Linked DNA regions of Homo sapiens: region 2 is linked to region 1. A link is a contact called in ENCODE Hi-C or POLR2A ChIA-PET data. All regions are on one chromosome and are shown on one strand. The core of a region is the stretch at or near the end of the contact, and the rest is flanking DNA. Distances in the headings are between cores, read along the strand shown. Region 1 overlaps LOC105369310 (a long non-coding RNA gene). Region 2 overlaps LOC107984364 (a long non-coding RNA gene).

Region 1 (3,330 bases), core at 612-3,111:
GGCTGATACAACAAAGGCATAAATGTTGGAAAGAACAGGCAGGATATGTATGGGAAATAGAAACTAATTTTGGCTGGAGGTCGAACAAGATCACCCACTTTTCCCAAATAAGGTTGTGAATCTACTATGGGACTTGTTGATTGATTTCTTGTTAGGGTCCCAATTTCTCTAACAGTAACTTCCTCTCTCCTAGGCTCAGAGCTCATTTTTGCAGCATGACGCGGGGCACCTTTCCATATTTAGGAAGTCCAAGTGGAACCACGTGGTGCATAAATTTGTGATGTGCCATCTCAAGGTATGGGACGTCAGGGAGCATGAGGGGGATTCCTGAACATGAGTCCCTAAGGAGTGGTTCCCATATTTGTACATTGATATCAGTAAAAAATATTTATGATACCCCACAAATAAATATAAGTGTACTAACAAGGTAGATAATATGTACTAATATATAATACAACACTATAAAATATGTGCTGAAATGAGAATTTTAAATTAAATTTTTTGTGAGGATTTATTTAGTTCTATTTAAGAAGCTCTTATATTTTGTATTACCCTGGTAGACTCTTTGGCTAAATCCCTGGCACCCCCCTGCCCTAAGGGACCACCTCACAGAAGAAAGTGTGTGCCTTGAAAAATGAAGATGTGCATTGTGAAATCATAAGTGGGAATATTCTTAGAAGGGATTTTGGGCAAGGAGGAGGCAGCTATGAAGAAATAAAGGAAAAGATGCAAAACAGATACTAGTGAACAGAAAGACTAGTCAGGAAAAGCCAGATGGCTCTGTTCAAGAGTGCAGGATTGCAAAATCCAGACTGCTGGAAAAAGCAGGTAGTGATATGACAGCTGGTCTTATCCCCTCTTACTTGGGCTCCAGGAAGCAGGTACACTGTCCTATGCACCACTGCAGTGCAGCACCTAGGAGAGTGCTTGGTGCATGGCGGCGGGGGGGAGCCTTCAATAAGCTTTTGTTGAAGGAAGGAATGAAAGAAAGAAAGAAAGAAAGAGTGAATGAATGAACCAGTTAACAGTGCAGGACTTCCAAGCATGGCTTCCAGGCCTGGCTCTGACAGTGCTCATTGTGAGATCTTTAGTAAATCACATTCTATCCCTGGTCCTCAGTGTTCCCATCAGTAGTACTAGGAGTTAAACTAGATCTCTACTTTTCTAGAACTTTCTAGGGTTTGGTGACTATGTACTCTGGCCTAGAAGGGAAGCAAATGTCTCTGAGCCTTCCACTAAACCAAATCCTTGCATTCAAACCGGGATCCCTTAGGAAAAACCTATGGGCACTGACTCAGAGCCTATTAGTTCTTCCCTAACACAGTGATTTTATACATATATCTCATTCTGGTTATCTGCTTCCCCAGCCCGTAGTGGCTTGGAAGTAGCCAACTAATAAAAGCATGAAGACAATGCTGGAGCCAGGCCCACAGAGAGTAGTGAGCAGTAACTACTTACAGCAAACAATAAGGAAACACAGATGGGGACTCACATTGTGTGAGCCTGACAAGTGCCAGGTTCGGAATTTGCCCCGTTAGGCTATTTTCTCAAGTAATTCTAATGATGTGAGGATATAGCACTCCTAGTTTTCAGTTGAAATTCATGTTCAGAGGGGTTAAGCATTTAAGCCAATGGACATAAACTGGTCAGTGGAGAATTCATAGCATAGCACTAAATAATGCAGGCACTAGAGCAGAGCTGCTCAATGCTGGCTATCATTTGAAGCCACCTAAAGAAGTTATTTTTTAAAGTCCTAATGCCTAAGTACCATCTCTAGATATTCTAAATTCATCCCCAGTAGAGTCTAGACATCAGTATTTTTGGAAAGTTCCCCAGGTGATTCTAACCTACAAAAATGAACCTGCCTTCTGTGAGAATTCAGGCACTCATGAGCTGAGTCACTTTGAACAAATTACTTAATGATTTTGAACCACAGTTTCTTCAACTGTAAAATGATGATAGATGATGGCTTCAACCTGATAAGGATGTTGTTAGGATTATACGCAATACTCATGTGTCATGCTCAACAAAGTGTCTGGCATACAGGAAATGCTTAATAATTGTTAATTGTTATTAATACTAGAAACAGTCTTTCCATAATCAAAATGAAGACTCAGAATCAATAAGAAAAATATTTAATCGTTGAAGTATTAAGAAGATGGAAATAAATCACATCATCACTAAGTTGCAAGGTACCTGGAATCATCTACTTTTATCTACCCTCTCTCCCATTGAGCAGTTTGAGCCTTAAGTCAATCAGATAACACAGAGTTGGATTTTGATTCATATTGGAGATGTGTCCCCCAAAATAGTTAGAATGAATAATAAGTTGTTATTTCATGTGATAGGTCACATTTGACCAGAAAATTCCTGTGGGCATTCTATTCCACCCTCTCTTCACCAGTGTAAGATAGATTAGTCTGTTTCTGGATTCACTCAGAGATACTTAGCACAGAATAAAAGCAGAGGCAGTTTCTTCTGCTATTGTGAGTTTCAGGTAATAGACCATCCCATTTTTCCTCCTCTGTTCTGAGGAGTCAGAGGAAAGGTAAGACTCATCTGCCCTGGAGGTAGCTGGCAGTTGATTCAGTGCCAGTATGTGAAATATTTCAGATCAGCCCCACCCATGCTGGCACTTTAAAAAAAAAATCACTGCTTTCCCATTGATCCTGATTTGTACACAGCTATTTCTATGTAAGTTGTGTCTCCAGAAACAATTTTGCACTAGTCGAAATGAATATAACCTTGATGACTTGTGAACTGAGTAAGAACATGGGCAATGGCTCTAAAAGCAAATCAAGTGTACTCTGCCTTTTTTTGCAGACAAAAACAGTGACTCATGAGCAAAATGAACATTGGCTTCAACTATGTGCAGGAGAGAAAACTACCTGTGGAAAGGGAAGGTGGGCGGGGAGGATGTGACAAAGAAAATTACAATATAAACAGCAACATCCCCGCCTTAGACATGCATCACAATTTTAAAGTTTAAAATTTAACTTCATGTCAATTACCTCCCCCCACCACCGCCTGGAAAAGACACCAATATGGAGATTCTTTAGAATTTTCATTCACCAACTGTGCAAAAATGTATATGTTCTGGTCTTTCCAGTGTTTGTACAATAAAAGAGCACTTCCCAAAATAAACCATGAAATGTTTGCATACATTTTGGACTACTGTGCAATACTAAAAACAAAGTGGACTCCTTGTAGCATATTTTTCATATTCATCAGTATGTGCATATAAAAAAACTAAGAGTCAAGTCTCATTATAGGGATAGTGGGACAGAACATTTGAAATTAAGATCTTCCTAGAAAATCTGGCCTATACTG
Region 2 (3,334 bases), core at 625-3,124, 340 kb after region 1:
TGCATCCTAATAGGTAAAGTTTATTACCAGGCACTGTATAAGCACACTCAAATGCTTTTTCCCAATGTAAGTTTTAATGCCATCTTTTACATTATGATCCCCATCTTACAGATTGGTAAACTGAGGTTCACAGAGTTACTTCACTGTCTCAGGACCATGTGGCTTCTGAGTAAGACAGAGAGGATTTGAACCCTTGGCTTTGACTCTAGAAGCCTGAGAGCTCTACAGCCAGGATGTGTTTTCCCAGCACAAGGCCATGCTTCTGCATTCAGATATGACCTGCTGTTGCTTCATTGGAGGGAGGGAGGAGATTTCTCAGCAGAGAAATCTCATAGATGGATCCCGCTCTCTCCGCCTGTCTGAAGGATGATGAGATTGAGTGGAGAAAAATTCACGTAGGCTCACAGCTATGATGATAAAAAGATAATTTGTAAAACCAGCATGTTTGTAATTACTCATTGACCCATAGACATAAAGATCAAGCTATGAATAACTCCACAATAGCAGCAATAACAATACTAGTGAATAATACTAGTAACTATTTACAATAGCAAAGACTTGGAACCAACCCAAATGCCCATCAATGACAGACTGGATAAAGAAAATGTGGCACATACACACCATGGAATACTATGCAGCCATAAAAAAGAATGAGTTCATGTCCTTTGCAGGGACATGAATGAAGCTGGAAACCATCATTCTCAGCAAACTAACACAGGAAAAGAAAACCAAACACAGCATGTTCTCACTCATAAGTGGGAGTTGAACAATGAGGACACATGGACAGAGGGAGGGGAACATCACACACTGGGGCCTGGTGGGGGGTGGAGGGCAAGGGGTGGGAGAGCATTAGGACAAATACCTAATGTATGCAGAGCTTAAAACCTTGATGATGGGTTGATAGGTGCAGCAAACCACCATGTCACATGTATACCTATGTAACAAACCGGCATGTTCTTCACATGTATCCCAGAACTTAAAACAAAATTATTAATAATAATAATAATGGCTCTTATTTATTAAGTGCTTACTCCATGTCAGCAGGCACTGTTCTAGTGAAGGACCATGATTTAAAAAGTAAACCCTGGAAGCAAAAATAGCTGGTTTCAAATACTAGTTCTGCTAGCATATGAAGCATCTGTTTCATCAACTATAAAATAGGAGTAACCGTATACAGCATTGTCAGAATTCTGAGATAATAGGCTTAGATACCAGACTTAGGTCCATGCCTGGCACAGGGCGAATGCTCAGTTAATATTTTCTGTTACAATCATCTCATTTAATCCCCACAATAACCCAATGGGTAGAGAGGATCAATAGTGATAAATGGGAATGATAATATTCCCAGTTTACAGATGCAGAAACTGAGATGCGAAACAATAAGAAACTTGTCTAAGCCCCTCCATTTCTCAGTATTGGAGATGGGATTCAGACCTAGGAGGGCTGGTTTGAGGATCTACAGTCTTAGCTACCATGGTAGACAGTTCTTAATCTTAAACAGTTTGTAAAGTCATATTTTTTTCTTATTCTTCTTCTTTAATGATACTTTCCATCTTAGTTCCTTGAAGTGTGGAACGTGCCTGCCCTGCCTGCCCGAGGCTTTGACAGAAGCCAGTGGGATAGTCAACAGCTTTGTGTGAGCACAGAGAGAGGTAGCTGCCCCAGATGCTGCGGGGCTCTGCTGATGAATGACCCATCAGTCCCACGGGTCCCACAGGTATCCAGCGGCAATCTACCCTTGCCAAGAAGGCACAACACTAGTGCTACAGCATCTCCCACTCTTAGGACTGCTCGGGCCCTAAGGATGGTTGGGGAGGTGGAAAGAAGAACTGGACATGGGTGAGCCAGCTCAAGCACAGAGCTGCCTCCTGAGCCTGGCTGTTTGGCTGCTGTGCCTCTGATGGCTCGGTGATGCTGACCTCTGGTGGAGATGAGCTGCTACTCAGCTTTGACCTCCCTCTGAGCACCAGGAGTCCCAGCACTGGCTTCCAGCCCCGCCACCGGGATGCAGACCCAGCAGCCTGAGACCCCAGAGGGTGCACCTAAGCCCAACCTCTCTCCTTATTCCAGGGCCCTGTGGTATCTGGAATTGTCTACCCTGGAACCTTATGGCTCAGGGGCTAGAAGAACCCTTAGCAAAAGGAACTTACCCAGCTGATGATTCTGACGCTGAACAGGCGCTAGAACCCAGCACAGGTCCCAGTCTCTTGGAGAATTAAGGCCTCGGCCTCTCCACCTAGTTCAGTGTTTTGAGCTACACATTCTCTTCTGACATGTGGTTACACCGCACTGTAATAATACATGTTATGACACTGATATAGAAAAAGAAATGTTCTTGTCTAATTATTTTCTGTTTGGGTGGTGCAGAAGTAAAACCAAGAGACGTTGAATCATCCTCAGTATTATTCATCACTCTTCCTCAAGCATGTCACTCTGTAAAGACAACATATGAAAGGGAAAATGTTACCCTGTTTTATTAAGGAAAATTATGGACTAGAAAAAGACTGCTTTTTTTTTTTTTTTTTTTTTTAATAAGCTGACATTGATAGAGAAAAGTTGAGCCAAATCTCTGGAGGCAGGAATCTCATTGCTGAGCACCCAGCGCCACCTTGTGGCTTCTCGCAGGACAGCGATTCCAGCTTCCACTCATTTCTCTACCCACCACTAAAAACATTTATTGAGCATTTCTTATGTTCCCTTTCACCTGTTTCTCTGCTGAGCCTCTTATCTGAATCTTTTATCTCAATGAACTTTGCACTGAAATCTCTTTCGATACACTCATTAATTTTAGCATGGGAAAAAGGGTGGCTACACAGTTGAGTTGGCCCACATAAGAAGGTGTCTATGGAGATATTCTTTATCCATGAGCCCTCCCAGTTATTCCAATGTCAGCCCTGGGACCCTGAAGATCACTCACAGATTTAATTAGACAAATCTCTTAAAATATGTGTGTATATTTTCCTTTCCCTCTTTCTCTTTCTGGAAATACGTTTTCCTGTTTCTCAGGCAGCAGCCACTCTGTTAAGACAGGGGAACTTCAGCACAGACAGGTTGCGGGGGACACAGCTAATTAGTGACTGAGCCAGAGCTGGGGCTTCAGGGCTTTGTGACTCACTCAAAAAATGTCCACTAAGTCCTTCCTCTGTAGGGGGCCCTATGCTAAGCTCAATGGTAAATCAAAACCCCACCCAGGATTCTGCCCTCGAAAGATAGAGCCTTGTCAGGGACAGAGGCATCTACTAAAGAATGATGTAAAAAAGTAAAGCTGTAACTGTGCAAAGTATTACAAGGAAAGCTATGTCCACAGACAGGATTTTTAGAGTCTGACTTTTAG

The links. A loop is a pair of places that touch in the nucleus more often than their neighbours do. ChIA-PET counts read pairs that join two places held with the same protein, here RNA polymerase II (POLR2A). Pooled maps may share reads with other maps.
Region 2: POLR2A ChIA-PET joins it to region 1 with 15 read pairs in activated CD4-positive, alpha-beta T cell. The contact joins two enhancer-like sites. A Hi-C loop is called at or near these places in 2 of 50 pooled maps. POLR2A ChIA-PET finds 5 or more read pairs at or near these places in 3 of 52 experiments (A549, MCF 10A and activated CD4-positive, alpha-beta T cell).

The regions. Positions count from the first base shown.
Region 1 is chr11:56,904,215-56,907,544 of GRCh38, forward strand. The region is part of intron 2 of LOC105369310 (a long non-coding RNA gene); the gene reads right to left. It also overlaps the pseudogene FADS2B. Among named protein-coding and RNA genes, the nearest start is that of LINC02735, 57 kb to the left of the region's middle. Within about 2 kb of position 1,862, at least 3 of the 41 ENCODE cell types and tissues checked have a DNase peak (open chromatin) inside an H3K27ac peak, as active enhancers do.
Region 2 is chr11:57,247,302-57,250,635 of GRCh38, forward strand. LOC107984364 (a long non-coding RNA gene) reads right to left here. Exons shown (of 3, transcript XR_001748067.3): 2 at 2,151-2,433; 3 at 53-407. Among named protein-coding and RNA genes, the nearest start is that of APLNR, 12 kb to the left of the region's middle. Within about 2 kb of position 1,875, at least 2 of the 41 ENCODE cell types and tissues checked have a DNase peak (open chromatin) inside an H3K27ac peak, as active enhancers do.